Regions from separate parts of the Mus musculus genome. Here region 2 is linked to region 1. Evidence: chromatin loops called from intact Hi-C (ENCODE). Cell type or tissue: heart. All regions are shown on one strand. Each heading gives the region's core, and the rest is flanking DNA. Links, peaks and the distances in the headings are about the cores only. Region 1 overlaps Ankrd1 (ankyrin repeat domain 1 (cardiac muscle)). Region 2 has its middle 61 kb from the start of Pcgf5.

The links. Peaks named below come from ENCODE experiments on the same cell type or tissue, not always from the same donor. Only the 100,000 strongest peaks of a DNase experiment are listed, where the experiment ranks them.
Region 2: it touches region 1 in a loop (6-fold over the local background); 7 of 42 quality-filtered maps call a loop at or near these places.

Annotation. Positions count from the first base shown.
Region 1 is chr19:36,106,318-36,114,650 of GRCm38, forward strand. Ankrd1 (ankyrin repeat domain 1 (cardiac muscle)) reads right to left here. Exons shown (of 9, transcript NM_013468.3): 9 at 5,648-6,500. The coding sequence ends at 6,390. Among named protein-coding and RNA genes, the nearest start is that of Ankrd1, 9.4 kb to the right of the region's middle. In heart, for the core only: a CTCF peak has its summit at 4,996; no DNase peak of the experiment used is centred there.
Region 2 is chr19:36,344,973-36,353,305 of GRCm38, forward strand. It overlaps a transcript of Pcgf5 not described here. Among named protein-coding and RNA genes, the nearest start is that of Pcgf5, 61 kb to the right of the region's middle. In heart, for the core only: a CTCF peak has its summit at 4,069; DNase peaks (open chromatin) are centred at 3,389, 3,989 and 4,469; H3K4me3 peaks cover 2,404 bases; H3K27ac peaks cover 1,940 bases; H3K27me3 peaks cover 496 bases.

The DNA of each region.
Region 1 (8,333 bases), core at 311-8,310:
TCCATTCACTATCTACTCTTATCCTTTTGGAGAAAAGAAAAAACTAAGATCTCTATCACACCAATATACAACCACAGTAAATTCAGGTGGTTCAAAGATTTAAATTTAAGCTGAATTTGTAAAATAGCACAGAAAAACAATAAGCCAGGAGGTGATGTGAACCTGTATCTCTACCTAGAACTTGGGATGTGAGAACAAGACAATCAGTGGTTCACCAACATTCTCGGGTACATAGCAAGTTTAAGACCAGCCTGGGCTACAGAAGACCCATCTCTAAAACAAAAAACAAGTGAAAAGACAAAATGTAGATTTTAAAAAGATGTTAGATTGAAATAGACTCAAGTATGATTATTGAAACTGGAAAATGTCAATTGATTTCTATAAAACTATGTTAGAAGTTAGAAATGTGACTCACTGAATTGTAGGTTCAGTCTCTAGTATTATGAAATTAGAATATTCTGAGCCAGGCATGGTGGCGCACGCCTTTAATCCCAGCACTCGGGAGGCAGAGGTAGGCGGATTTCTGAGTTCGAGGCCAGCCTGGTCTACAAAGTGAGTTCCAGGACAGCCAGGGCTACACAGAGAAACCCTGTCTTGAAAAACAACAAAAAATAGAATATTCTGGAAACAATACAATCTAGGAAAGTTGCCTTCAAGTTATCGTTGAGCGAGACTGGAATCACTGTACCTGAATTGTTTTCAAAAGGCATGCAGCACCCCACCATTGCAATGGTAATCCCAGCATTCAAGAAGCTTGGGAAGGCCAATCATGACTTTGAGGCAAAGCAGGGCAATACACAAAGTTCACGACCAGTTTAGGCTACATAGTCAGATCATGTCTCAAACACAATACCATGACAAATAGTGCTAGTTCAGATCCCTTCCCCAGCATTGCAGACCTATGCTCCAGATGTCTGAGTTGGGTACTAAGAAATACCCTTCCCCCAGAGCATTAACTTTACCCCTATGATGCCTGGGCAGTCTTAACTACACTATGAGGTTAGCCTGGGGCTAGAGCCTGAACATTTCAAGGGCTTAGCTGAGGATAGCTCTCTCCTGAGACCACAACCTTCCCTCTGTCATCCTGCCTCATTTCCCCTTCTGCAGAGCCCTCAGTAAATAAAACATTTGTATAAGATCCTCATTGCAAGAGGGACCAACTTCACTTCTAAAACAATCGAGCAAATAAGGATCAAAAAGCACTCAACAGATATGAAAATGTCACACTTTACTAGTCATCGGTGATATGCTTGCTGGTTAGGTTGGGAAAGTTTAAAACGGACACAAAGTTAGTGTTTTCACAATTGGGAAAGGCTGTAGACTATTTTGAAAGTGGCCATAATTTGATGTTAACCTTATAAATACTTCTACAAGGTATTCTTCAAAAGTAAGTAAAGTTAGAGCTAGACAAGGGCTGAGATTATAGTCACTCACACTATAATCTCGCCCCTTGGGAGGATCTTTGAGTTTATGGCCAGCCTTGGCTACACAGTGAGATCCTCCCTGTTTTAGGAAAAAGAATAAAAAGAACTGGCTGGGTAGAAAGAGTGCACCTATATGGATATTCACTCCTACAGTGTGTAAGATGATGGGAAGATTAACTTAAACACTCAACAAAAATTAGTTAAATGATCCATGCACATTGAAACAAAATAGTAGGGTTAATTAAGACATCTGAAGTAAGTTGTTAATAAAGGAAAATTAAAAGGAAAGAACATGATTATTCTCAGGTTGGTGAAAGAGAAAGTTTATTATAAATATGTGGGAGAGCATAGTCAGAGGCAGGGACTCTGGGAGAGTCCAGAGTGGACCTGGCCCTGAGCCGTGTGAGGAGAGGAGGGAGGAGAAGAGAGAGGGGAGAGGAGGTGACCAGGTGCAGCAGCCAAAGGCCCAAAGAAAGCAGATGAAAGAAGCAGGTTTTTAAAAAGATGGTTGGAAGCAGAGCACTGACTATCACAAATGCCCCTCTGACTTGTGCTGTGGCACTTACACGCACACATGTAACCAACCAGTGTTGGAAGAAGATGGATTCCTGATCCACGTCTGGAGGCACAGCCCTAGAGTCCAGCTATTCAGGAGACCAAGGTAAGAAAGCCACAAATTCAAGGATTGCCTAAACTCAGAAAGAGTTCAAAGCCATCCAGGTCAATTTAGGGAGATCCTGATACAAGAAAGCAACAATAGAGAACAGAACAGGGCATGGGAGCACTGTGGGGCTGCGGGGTGCTGTACCGATCAGGTTTGGGCACTCGCCTGTGTCCTAGAGGCTTTGCCTTTAATCCCCAGAACTGAAAAAGAATAGCAGCAGCCAAAGCTTAAAGATATCTTAAGACAAGGGGTTTGCATGTGATCCCGAGAGAAATGGGACGACGACGACATTGAAGGATTTGAAAGAGACTGGCTGGGTCAGATTTGCATTTTAGGAAACTTCTGGCCACAACTAAAAACAGAGAAGTGGGACTGGAGAGGGTCTCAGAACTTAAGAGCACTTGCGTCACCTCCAGAAGACCTGAGTTCAGTTCCCAGCACCCAGGCTGGGTGGCTCAAACCACTTGTAACTATAGTTCTAGGGGCTCCTACACCTTCTTCTGGCCTCTGGGCTTCTGAATACACATGGTTTCTCTCTCTCTCTCTCTCTCTCTCTCTCTCTCTCTCTCTCTCTCTCTCTCTCTCTCACACACACACACACACACACACACACACAGATAGACATGTTTTTTTTTGTTTTTCAAAGAAGGATGTTTGAGTAATCCTGATGTTTCAGGCTTTGCCTAGGTTGGAGGGCACAGATTACAGAGCGGACTAGAAGTCAGCGTGTTTGATAAAACTTGGTCACGATCAAAAGCTCTGAGTGGAAATAAAGTCAAGAATAACTTCCAGAACTCTCCATTGTAAAATATGTCCTTCTGTGACAAAGAGAACACAAGAAAAAAAAAAAAGACCATAAGTGTTGCGAAACTGTCGTGAATCGGGATTAATGACAGAGGCAAAAAGGAAATCCTGGAACTCAAAGGAAAGGTTAAAACAGTTTATTTATTCATAAGTATGCACACGCGCACGCACACACACACACACACACACACACACACACTTCACTAACCACCGATCTGGCTGATGTCGTAGCCTGGCTGGATGGCAGCGAGCGTCAGGTAAGCTCGCGATGTCTCTTGCTGCTTTTCGGGTTCCCACTTGAGCTGGACCCACCCGATGCGGGCGAGTTCTCCTTTGGCACTGGGCGTCCACTTGCATTCATCTCTCAGCACGACGTCTCCATTGGATTGAGTGAGTCGCCACCAGACCAGGGATTTTTTTAACAAATTTCAGCCAATCATAACTAAGGCGTTTACACATTACCTCCCTTACCTTATCTCATTCACGACCCCCCCCCCCTACACACACACAAAATGGAATGGTTTCCATGGTTACATGGCTGCGGCTCGGAAGCTGGTGCACCGGTGGGTAGCTTTGCCTCCCTGGTCCCGCGTTCCTTACAATAAGCAACGAGTTGGTTCAGGGGGAGACAGGGGCTTCTGAGACCTATCGGTGTGGAAGAAATGGAATTTTCCCCTTAGATATTTCTCTTTTCCACTCACAAAGATAGAGCCATAGTCAGAGCCAGTCTGTCTACCTGCTATCATTCTACAGGTCTCCTGTGCCCTCTACTTCTTTATTAGTACAAAGGTTTAAACGTGACAGTGCAAAGCTTATTTTTAAGTCTTTTCTCCTTTTAACCCCCAAGCTCTTTGGGGCAAAGAGGCTCAAATAAGACACTTTGGTCAGATACTATTATGTCCACGTTATACCAGGCAGATATGGACATGAGCAAGAGAAACAGTCTGTATTGGAAACATTTACTGGATGCCCAGACCTTAAATGTGCAACCGCAGATCTCAACCTGTGGGTCATGACTCCTTGGGGTGGAATAACTCTTTCTCAGAGGTCGACTGCACTATAGGAAAATACAGAGGTTTACTTTATGATTCATAACAGCAAAATTACAGTTATGAAGTAGCAATGAAATAATTTTATGGTTGGCAGTCACCACAGCGTGAGGAACTGTATTGAAGGGTCGCAGCACTAGGAAGATTGAGAACCGCTGACTTAGACCTCTGTCCAGGTGGCCAGGGAGGGATGACAGAGAGAGAAAGAACTGATAGAATGAATCTGCCATTCGGTTCTTCATATGAGAGGGGGACAGAAAGAAAGGGCCCCCCCCCCAAAAAAAACATTTCTGGCCGTCAGCCCAACCCACGTGTGTCTGTTACTGTGTGGTTGAACAATGTCTTGGCTACAGACCGTGCCTGTACTCTCCCACAGTGATGGAGGCACGTATAAAAAGGAGGTTCGTGAACACAGTCCTACTTGGTGTGAGTTTCAGGAGAGCACAGGGCTGGAGTTTGACCTGTGTCTTCCACAGACTGTGTGCCAAGTTCCAAACATTCCCCACACCCTTGAGCTTGTCGAAGCTCTGCTGCTGCCTACAGAAATGTAGGCTGGAATAACCCTTGTTCTTTTTGGTTTTTTGGTTTTTTTTGGTTTTTTGGTTTCTTGGGGTTTTTTGGTGTTTTTGTTTTTGTTTTTGTTTTTGTTTCGGACTGTCCCTCAATCTTACCACCTCCAAAAAGAAAAAATCATAACTGCCCCATCTCCATCATTTATAGACCTCCACATCTTAGACGCTCAAAGAGAGCATTCCACCGTTCCCTTCACTGGGCTTGTATGTTTATTTCCTACTTATTTCTTTATACTTGTCTGCTCCAGGAGCTCAGAGACAATCTTTTTCTCACCTCCGCTCAACATTTGGCAACAAACCTTTTCCTGCTGGAGGTCAAAAGCCATTGACCCAGAATGTTCTCTCAGGGGGGGCAGGAGGGGAGCCTTTGATCCTGTCAGCGCCTGTCCACAATACAGTGATTGATAGGCCCCTAATTAGCGAGTCAAGAAGCCCAGATGAAAACTTAAGAATTGCTTCTTTAACCTGCAGTAATCATTCTTCCCACCAGGGGTCTCTTTTTCCACATTATTGGAGCAAAACAACAACTGGTTTTTGTTTGTTTGTTTGTTTGTTTTGGGGGGTTGTATCATAATTCAGTGGCAGGAGCTGGTCAGAAATGCAGATTCACTAGTCCCCCCCACACACACCTGACACCAGTTGAGGGCAATTCTTCAGTTTATCAAGATCCCTGGGTAATCTATCACTCCATAAGTACCAAGACTGGTTTCTACAAGGTATTTCTTCCCACCCTCCTCCTCCTCCTGGTCCTCCTCTTCCTCTTCCTCCTCCATTTCTTATTAATTTTTTATTAATTTTTTTTAGAGTTGTTTTACTCTGATGTGCATGAGTGTTTTTGCTGCACACATGTATGTGCACCACACGCATGCCTGGTACCTATGAAGTCAGAAGAGAGCATCAGGTCTGCCACCCTCTTTACAAATTGCTGCGAGTCCTCCTGTGCTCCTGGGAACTGAATTCGGACCCTTGGTGCTCCTAATCACTGAGTCATCTTTCCATCCCCCGAGATTTCTAATCTGAAAAAGCAAGAAAACACTGACAAATGAGCCCCTCCCTAGATGGCCCCTTTTACATGAGAAATCCCTACCACTGATCTGACAAAAACAAAAAACAAAAAAACCTTAGAACACGGCCGAGAATTAGTTTGCATTTATTATAAATATAAAATATACATACAACACAATATACATTTATACATTTACAGCGCGTGTCCTTTTGATTTCTTCTTTCATCGAACTCAGTTTTCCTTGGCCCCATTGCCTACTCCCTCCATCTCCCTACATGCGGCACTCCTGACGTTGCCTTCACCTTGGGACATCGACATCATGTGATCTGGTAAACAACCAAACCGAACCAAATCTGTGGGTGGGTGGCGAGCCTCCGCGCCAGTCCTGCGGAACTGCTTCCGTTCCCGTCTGCGTTACTGCGTGCCTTCTGTTGCTTCATTCAGATATCAGCAGTGAGAATTCAGAGAAGGGCTGCGGGGATCAACCCTTGCCTTTTAAAAAGTACCTTGAATAGCTTTATGCAAGTGAGAACACAAAGGGGTGCAATTAGACACCATTCACCCACACGGTTTAAGAGCTATGGGAAGACTCTGAATGTACATACAGATGAAGTCTTGCTCCCCCAAAATGATGTTCATGAAAGCCTGAATACTGGTGCTATGAAATAAATAAATAGGTAGGAATAAATAAAAGTGGTGAACATCACTAGAGGATATTTTAACACCTACAACCCAGTGCTTTCTTGAAGCTTCTTTGAGCATCTCTCCCTATTTGGCTGGCAAACAAAAGCTGGATTTTATTGCTAGTTGCTCTTCTGTTGGGAAATGCTTTAAAAATGCCTGCGAACAGCTCCTGTTGAGTCTCTTTTCTCAGAATGTAGCTATGCGAGAGTTCTTGTAGGCATTCTCCTTGAGGCTGTCGAATATTGCTTTGGTTCCACTCTGCCAGTGCAACACCAGATCCATGGGGGTCTTCCCAGCCTACACAGAAGAAAGGGAAATTTGACTTCCGGGTGACTGTCAGTTTGCACTCTCTGCACCTATGCTAATGAGGTATATTATCAGAGTATATGGGTTTTATATGAGTGATCTACATACCGTTTATTCAAACTATCCTGTCCCTGTTTTTTCATGATACTTTTATTGGCTTTCCCATCTACCATCCACAGAACTATCAGTGGTGCTGTCAAAAAAAAAAAAAAAAATTCCCTGGTCCCTACAATAACGTAACACCTCAAGTCATGGTGAGGTTCAAAAATGTCTCCAGACACCCCTCCCCTCCAGAATGCACCAGAGACCTGGGAGGGGAGAGACTCCCAGGACTCATAGGGAGGGACCTTAGATGAAATGCCCAATAGTAGGGAGAGGGAACTTATAGAGCCCACCTCCAGCAGGAAGACAGGACATCAAGTGAGAGATGGAGTTGCCATCCCACAGTCACATCTCTGACCCATAAGTTTTTCTGTCTGAAAGAATTACAGGGGTGGAATGGAGAGGAGCCTGAGGAAAAGAAGGTCCAGTGACAGGCACAAAGTGGGATCCAGCTCAAGGGGAGGTCCCAAGGCCTGACACTATTACTGAGGCTATGGAATGCTCACAAAAAGGGATCTATCATAACTGCCCTCTGAAAGACCCAACAAGCAGCTGAAAGAGTCAGATGCAGTTATTTGTACCCAACCAATGGACAGAAGCAGCTGACCCCTGTTGTTGAATTAGGGAAGACTGAAAGAAGCTGAAGAGAAGGGTGATCCTCCAGGAGGACCAACAGTCTCAATTAATCTGAACCCTTGAGATCTTTCTAACACTGGACCACCAAACAGACAGCATACAGCACCTGATAAGAGGACCCCAACACACATACAGTAGAGGACTTCCAGGACTGTGTTCATTCAGAGATGATGCACCTAACCCTCAAGAGACTGGAGGCCCCAGGGAGTTTAGAGGTCAGGTGGGGTGGGGGTAGGGGCATCCATGTGGAGATGCGGTGGGGTAGGGAGGAGGTGTGGGATGTGGAGAAGTCGGAGGGTGGATGGGGAGGGGTGGAGAATGGAATATGGGGTGTAAAAAAATGAATTGCAAATAAAATTAAATTAAAAAGAAAGGAAGGAAGAAGGAAGGGAGGGAGGAAGGGAAGAAGGAAGGAAGGAAGGAAGGAAGGAAGGAAGGAAGGAAGGAAGAGAGGGAGGAAGGGAGGGAGGGAGGGAGGGAGGGAAGGAGGGAGGGAAGGAGGGAGGGAGGGAGGGAGGGAGAAAGGAAGGAGCGAGCCCTTATCTTTTGCAGCTATGGTAGATGATATTTATCTGGGAATTGGAGCCAAGAGGGAAAATTGCTTACATTTCCTGCATAAAGATGAGGTTTAATTAGCACATTGGGACTTAAAATAATGTAGGAAATTATTTTGAGACTCATGCATATAAGTCAAAGTGGAAAATGAATGGTAGTTATTTTAAAAAAAAAAATCAGAAAGTGCAAGGTGACTCCCAGAAGGAATGGCAACATTTTACATTCTTGTGAGCAAAGGACTATTTGGAATTCTCCAGATTTGATAATGATTAATTTCAGTTCTGGGTAGTTGGGAGCTATTTGGGGAAAGGTTAGTGTATATATTCCTACCTGCTCTGGGGTCTCTTCAGCCAGGAATGACCAAGGCAGGTTAGAATTATCCAATGTGGGATCTTTTTTTAAAGATTTATTTATGTATTTTATGTATATAACTGCTATGCCTGCACACCAGAAGAGAACATCAGATCCCATTATAAATGTTTGTGAGACAGCATCTGGTTGCTAGGAATAGAATTCAGGTTCTCTGGAAGA
Region 2 (8,333 bases), core at 163-8,162, 240 kb after region 1:
ACCAAGCCTGACTGAGACCTTCTTTAAACAGCAAACTAGTGCCGTGCCATGTCCCCACTGATGGCATCAAATGCATACGATGCACTAGAACTGCCCATATCATATCAAACATTCCCAATGAGGGCTTTAAAAGCTTGAGAGACTCGTTCCAGCTCTGGTATCTTCTAGCATGGGAAGGAAGCATGACGATACGCACCCATATCTGTTGAATCCTATCTCACCCACCCCATTTCCACTGCCAGGATGCATGGAGTTGTCTGTTTGCACAGCTGAAAAGAAGAATATTCTCATAGAACTCTGAACTTTAAAAGTTAGGAAGAAATATTTGCTGTTTAAGCTCCTTGCTCTCTGGCTGTCTATGTTGTCAAAACTGACTATAAAGTTTTTTATATATACTAATTTCCACAAAAGCCACTGGAGTAGATGATATTATTTTCCCTGATGTGTTGAAGAAGAAACGGTATGTGAGTTCAAGGTCACATGGCACAACATTTATCAGAGACGGTATCTGAATATGAGTAGACTTCAATGGCCATGTTCAATCACCTTGGTGTTCAAGTACCCGAACCTTACAGCCATGGATCTCTTATTTTAAAACCTTTTGGGCTAGACAGTGTTAGCACTCCTCTGTGGCTGTAAAACGCGATGGTTCGAATAATCCGAACTATACACGTATTTAGGATTTAATGTAGGTTTCTGAACAGTGTTTCTTTTGGGGGACTATGATGGAACATTCTCTAATTTGTTAGCCTTCCTTCATGTTTCAGCCAAGTTGGACCATATTATTTCCTGTTCCACCAAAAATGCTCCTCCTTGATCAATTTCGGGCCTTTCAAATCTTATTCCCCCTTCACAAATGTGATGAGATGCTACCTCCTCCAGTTGAGGACTTAAAATGACGTCCTGGACTGTTGGGATTTGGGGTTTGAGGAGGCGTTTCTGATAATGAGAAATTATAGGATAAGAAAGTGAGGAGGGAAACCTAACTCGAAGAGTAAGCAGGTGTCGTCAAGTGACCTGCATAAGCAGAGGCTCCTTTGAGGACAGACAATAGGCAAGCCACTAAATTCTATCCAGCGGTGCTCAACCAATGAGTGTATGCTGAAGACTGAAGATAACATAAGATAGCTGTCTAGCATTGTGTGTGAAAGGGCCACAGCACAGTGGCATCTAAATCTGAAGGCCTTAACGGGAAAGGTGGGCATGGCTCTTCATACCAGTGCCCGCAGCTGGCACAGGGATGGTGTGACCAGAACCTAGAGAGGGAGAATCGAAGGAGAGAGGAAGGAAGGAAGCACAAACAGAAAGGTGAGAAAGGACAGCTAAGGAAGGATGCCATGTAGGAAAGGAGAAGGCTAGGAGAAAGAAGTCACTATACAAAGGGAGGACAAGGTGCCGGAGAGGGGGTGGGCGACTGAACAGGGTGTTCACTCACACTGAATAAACCGACCTGGAGGATGAGTCCCAGAGGCAATCAGATGCTGCACCCAAGCCTGGGACATCTGTCACCTATCACGACGCTCTGGGCTGCATTCTCCTTTCCCTAACACCGGTCGTGCCATGCGTTAGCCAGTAGTTACAAGTGCACTGGCTTCTCATGCTTCTTCCACGTGCTGCTGACTGGGAGGCTGAGAAAGGAAGGAGAGGAGGAAGGACCCTTTGCTTTGAAGGGGTCTCCAGGAGAAGCTCCACTCTGTGATATCTGCCCCACTGCTCTGGGTGCTTCCTTCCTACTGGCCCCTGCTCGCCCTCCCCCCACCCCCAAGCTGGAGCCTTGGGGAGGGGTTGCTTTTATTGACAGCTAATCTCAGGATGGCCTTACCCTCCCTTAGTTGCAACTGAAGTTCCTTCCATGTATTTGTAGCTTATGTGAACTATCTGAGACAGAAACAGTTCATTGGATGCTTCTCCAGAGTCCAGATGTCTTCCCAATGGGACTATATGCAGCATATCTAGACAAAGAAATCCAGCCATTCCAGCAGTCACGACGGACCAGGGTCCATCTCATGACAGATCAGAAGTAGTGTTTGATCAGCCCAGATGAATCCACCTATGCTATCAGGACTAGATGGCTCTTAGTATCCCTAATCATCTGTAAAATGACTGAGTTTGTGCCTGTTGCTTTATGACTGTCTTTATTCACTTTGCAGCAGAGCTCAGTCACATACCACCTAGGGCTGATTACCCATTTTGAGTCCAGAGGCACACAGTTAGATGTAGGGAGTGAATACAGAGACAGGAAACACGGAGGACACACTTGGGTGTCAAAAGCGGTTGCTTTCGACAAGATGGGGAGTCTGTGTTCTCAGTTCTTCGAAGATTCAAAGTTCCCTGGGCCCAGACACTCAGACAACACAGGATAATTTTCAGTTTCATTTCTCCCAGGCTGCTGGAGCCCTGTTGAAACTTGGTCACTTTCCTCAAGACATTGAATAGAATGAGGGAGGAAGGTATCTTGGGGATAGAGACTGATCCCCAAATCAGACTGATGTCAGTAAGGGAATCCAGAAGACTACACACTGCTGTGGTAGGAGGAAGCTGAGATCGGGAGCACGTGAACAGGTAGAGGGAAGCCCAGTGCTCTCTGGCAGAGAACAGAACAGGATTCAGGCAATGAAAATCTGCCAACGCATTGAGGCATGGTATTTAGCCTCAGGTTCTGAGGTGACAGTTGGGCAGTAGAAAGAAGGCTGAAGATGTGCAAGTTCGCCTGTGAAGGAAGCCGAGACCATGGGAAGTCTCAGAAGATGCTCAGCACCAGGGCGAAGAGGTCACTTCTGGGAGGGACAACTTTTTGAATGTCATGTGGAAGCAAGGAGATTAAAAGCAGGGAAGCGGGAGGCAGAGAAGTACTGTGAGCTCCTACGGATCAGCTTCGACAAGAAGCCTCGACTTGACCAAAGACTTATTAATATTTGAGCTGCTTTTCTATCTGCTCAAGGCAAGCTTCCTGGTGGGGTTGGGGTGGAGGGGATGCAGGGTGGGTATCTAATCAACCCCTGGAGCATAGGCAGTTTCCAAGCCAGAGAAGTTTCAAGTTTCTCCTTGCCAAGGTCGCACCACTACAGGTGGGCTGCTCCAAGCTCCAGGAGCCTGCTTCGCTCCACGCCCACCCTGCCGGTCACCCCTGCTGTTCCCCTTCAAGCCCAGGCACCGCGGTGGGCTGTGACCCGCAGGCGCTCCAGGAGCTACGCAGCAGCGGCGGCGGCTGCTCCAGAAGGCCTGGCGGGCGGCGGCGAGAGGCTGTGCCCCAGTTTGTGTCCAATCAGGGAGTGCGGGCTGTGCCCCGAGCCGGGCAGCAATGCGTAAACAAACCCTCTGGCAACTCCTCCGCCCCCTTGGCGCGCTCGCCCCGCGCCCATCGCCGTCGCCTCCGCCGCCACCGTCACGGTCACCGCGGGCTCCGCTGCCGTCGTCCTTTTCCCCGCCCTCCCGCGGCCGGGCCACCCGGACCCCCCGCCCGCGCGGCTCGCGCCTCGCCACCGGGTCCTGCTCCGCCCCGCCCGCGCGGGCTGCTCACCTACCGCCCCACGCGCGCGCGCTCGTGCACCACGCGCCCCGTGCGGCCCGCCCGGAACGTGGCCTCCCGAGAGCTAGGTAAGAGCGATGCTCGGGGACCCCGGAGGCTTCCCGGCTTTGCGAAGTTTTTTTCCCCCTTTTTTAAAGCGTGGCCGATCTTCCGCTGGGCCCGGGGCGTGATCCCCGCGGGCGCCGTGAGAGCTCGGCAGGCAGTAGGGGTCGCGCGCAGCCGGGGGTCCCAAGTTGCCCACGCCGGGGCACGGGTGCTGGCGGCGCGGCTGGGCCGGGCGGGCTACGGGAGGGTCCCCGGGAACTTTCTCCTCCCCCGAGGCACGCTTGCCAGCGCGGCTCGCGGCCCCGGCCCCGCGGCGAAGGCTCCCGGGCTGGAGAGAGACAGGGCACGGTGTTTGAAGAAGCTGACGCAGTTGGTGACGCTCGCGGCTTCCTGAAGGGGACCGGCCAGGATCGAGCGCCTTTGCGAGGGGACGCGCGGGGCGGGCGCTCGGGGCCTTTACCCCCCTCTCCTGGAAGCTGCGTGGGGAGCCCCTCGGGCTCCGGGAGTGAGCACCTCTGCCGGGCGGCCCTGGCAGCGCGCGCCCCGCTTCCGTTTGGATCGGCTGGGGCTATTATATAAGATGCCACGGAGAGCAGAGGGGCGATCGGGAGCGCGGCGGCGAGGACGGTGGGGACCCACCTGTGCGCCACCGCACGCCTCGGGGGTCGCGTCGGAGCCAACCTTGCTCTCCGCGCCCCTGCCTGCCCCGGGACGCTCGCTCCCTGCCACCTAGCCCGGCTCTCCGCGTCTCTCGCTGCAGGCGTCTGTACTTTGAAACATTTGTTTAATATTAAGGAAGCTGCGTGTGCGGCCGTCATAGTACGCCGGGAACGTGTGGCCGGGAGCTCCGGAGCGGTGAATGAATCATCGCCCCGGTGGACCGCGCTCCGATGATTCACGCGGGCTCCACACGCGCGCGCGTACTCGCTGTGGGCCGCCCTTCTGCGAGGGCTGACGCCCGGAGGGGCGGGGGGAGTTCATGCGAGAGGGCGGCGGGTTTTTTTTTTTTTTTTTTTTTTTTTTTTTTTTTTAATTTAAACCTGCCACAGTAACTTTCGGGGTGTAGGGCTAACCCACCTTCCCCAGTCTTGCTTCTCGTTTTCTGGAAGGGTAATGAGATTCCACCTGGCTGGGTTAATGAAGCAGAGGAGGCGCTGATTCGCTGCAGGGCCCGGTCCAGTCCCATTCAGAATTTGAATGGTGTCAAGTGAGGGAGGTCTGCAGCATGGTTGGAATTCGAGTAATTGTGTCTACTTCAGCAGTTGCCAAGTAATTAGCAGAATCCTTAAAAGTGAGTCGATCTTAAACAACTGGTCCCTCAAGTAGATGATATAAAGATTAGCTTTATTTTTTTAAGTTTTAAAAGGCCATCTCGTTTTTCATTCATGAATACAGAATGTTTCCTACTGTCATTATTCCTGAACACCAACTTGACGTTCCCATCCCACCCCACACTTGAAGGACTACAGAGCAAATTTTCTTGTCATCTGGGGCTCACCTCCAGTGTCAGGCCCCCACAAATACTCTTGATCACCATACTTCTTAGTTCTTGGTCCTCCTAAACTACTTCATACCCCTCCTATTTTCTTAATAGCTCCTAATCGCTAAAAAAAAAATACTTTGTAGCAGCATTATTTAAGTCTGCTCTCCCCCTACAAGAATGTAAATTTCACAGAGGAGAAAGTGGAAGACTTTACCTGTTTGTTCATGTATACACTCGAGTCAACAGAAGCCTCATATACATTCGGGGCACCCTATGTTTGTTGACATGCCGAATGAATACATTTCTCTCCCTCATTCTTGGCAGGACGATCTTCAACAGTTGCAATGCCTTGCCTTTGGTGGGCAAGTTGCCAGTAGGGTACAGTTCTCACTTTCTCTTTACCGGTGTGATTTTCTCGAGATCGATCCGTTTCCTCCGCTGTGCAGTTAAGGGCACACAGTGACAGACCTTTAAGCATCCTGTTGTAAGATGCTTACTATGAAGACGGATATGAAGCTTTGGCACCACGTTTATTACTGAGTAAATAAAAATAGAGCTACTAGTTTAAAAATGGAAAAACTGCTAAAGCGAAATCAGCGTAGTCAAGTTGTCCCAGGCCTGAATGTTTCCGTTCGTTTGGAACACTGGTGTTTCTTCATTCCTCTTTCCTCCTACCTGTAAACCAAACTCATTCTTAGTGGTGGTGAAAACTGTCACAGTAATATAATATAGTATTAATTTAAACAAACTCAAAGCGTTCTTTCTCTGTCAGGGGCCCTAACTCTAATGTGTTGTTGATTTTGGACACAGAATAGTAGCTAAAAGGTGTTGTCTAAAATTATCCTTTAATTGACTCGATTGAATATCACAAGGATTAGAGCTACAAGTCAATATGGGAGGACGGTTTGGATGTAGTACTTAATACTCAGATGACTACCTTGATAAAGTATGTTATTATAAAGAATAAACTGCAGAGCGTGTTACTCAGCCTCAGTTTCGTAGCAGTACAGTCAGCTCTCAGTGTTTCCACGGTCCACTGCTGAATAGGAGTGGCCGCCCTGCCTCATCCTCGCAACTAGTCATTTCTGGAAGTGTAACTTCAAGACCGAGTTCAGAGAACACAGCATTTTAGAGCTAGCTACAAGAGATCTTGAAGTTGCAGGCTACATCCTTTCAGAACCGTCTCTGAAATGACTTAGGTAGTAAAGGGATTTGCTCAAGATTCAGAGCTGGGACTAGAACCTAGAATCTGGAGTTTGTGTTGTTGTGGAAGCCCCAGCGTTAGTCCAAGTACCAACAGGTGGGGAGGAATTGCTCCTCCGACTAACAGATTGTCTGCCTCTTGCTTGTGAACACTTTACAGGGAGTAAAATCATACCTCACTTGGATTTGTATCTTCCCATGTCTCCCATCTGAGGGATTCAACAAATACTTGCTGAATCTGGTTGGACAAATGGCTTTTCAGTGGATAACATACTTAAGAAGTGAAAACTAGGAAAGGAGTTTTTCTGGCAAATAAGAATAGGCCTTCGCAGTTTTATGGTGATGATGCTACCAATTTTAATGTCTCTAAGTTTTAATGAAAGTGACATGGAACTTTTCATGTGCGCTCTGTCTTGGTTAGCATAGTGGTATCTGGAGACATAAGTTTGTTCACGTAGTGGGTCTTACATTTGTAACAATAGTCAGTAGAAAAGAAAGCCTGAATTTCAGTTCTGTGTCTAGCAGGAAGCCCTCTCTATAATGAGGTACTTGACTTTGGGAGAAGTTCTCTCATTTTGTGTGTGTGTGTGTGTGTGTGTGTGTGTGTACACGTGCGTGCACATAGTGGTGGCAGCATTGGTGCTGTGTACACTGAAGGATTGTGTGAGCATGGTCTACTGTAGAAGGACCTGGTATAGAAAGGGCTCTTAATGAGTTATATCTGAAAGTTGGGTGTGTTTGTGCATACATCTGTAATCCCAGTACTTGTGAAGTTGAGGCAGGAGGATCAGGAGTTCAAGGTCATCCTGGGCTACGTAATGAGTTCAAGGCCAGCTTTTACTAAATGACACCTGGTCTCAAAAGAAAACAAACCAACAATAAAATAAATACTAACTGTTCTACATTCCACACGTATGCATCCGTGGGGCTGACACGGAGGGATTAAATGACCCCTGTGGCCCCTGAGGTCTGGCCCAACTCTTTGGTTTTAGGAACAGGCTACATTTGTGCTGTTCTGAATTTTTAATTTTTAATTAAAGTGATACCTATATTCCTACATCCTGTGAACTGAAAAAAAAAAAAGCTTAGTTTCTAGGCCTCCTAAGTATTTGTTTTAATAAACATTGATAAATTAACTACATTTTTATTCTATACACTATGTAGATTAACTTAAACATTCTCTTAGTTTACTATATGAAAGGCAGTATGAGAAGTGTATGGGATAATCAGAGACTAGGAGAACCTTACAAAGTTACTTAGAGAAAGTATGATGGATAACCAAAGGCTGTGTTACATGGAGCTGTTAAAGAATCGTAAGAAAATACATGGCGATTTTAGAAAAGAAAAACAAATCTATTATTAGCCAGAAAACTAGGGAAAGAATCAAGGGATTGCACAAGACCTTAAAATTTCCATAAGTGTAGAACTGGCAGAATTTGGAGACCAGCCTGTATTGAGACTTGAAGGAAAGAATATGCAACTGTATCGAGAAATGGAAGAAATGTGGTTGGGTTGAAGGTCGAAGAGCTAGAAGAGAGTTTAATGGGAAAAGGGGAATACATGGAAATATTAGGGTCACATTATAAAGCATCTTCTATGTCCAGCTAGGGAGCCTGTTGGGTTTGTTGTGAACATCACAGATTATTAAGTGCGGGATGATGTCATCAAACTTATATTTTAAGGCTAGCCTACACGGGAGCAATGATAGCACCAGTAGGGACAGAAGGACAGCAATGCTAAGCTAAGTCAGGGTTGGGGTGGAGTGACTGCTGTAGAAGGGGATGCAAGGCCACTTGCTGAGTAATGAATGAGGGGGATGGGAAGACAGAAGCAGGAGGATAGCCTAAGATAGGATGGGCAGGTATTAAAATACACAGGAAGAGCTGCGGGCAAAGCATCTCCAGGTCGTGTGCAGTCCACCAATATGGGTCAAATGAATGGGGTATCTCATTATGGAACGGAGTATACGCTTGAGAATATAGGAGAAACAGTAGATGAAAAGTCCCTGACAACAGAATCGTGGGTCTGGCATTAGCTTAGCAGTACTGTGTTTGCTTACAATGTCCAAGGCCC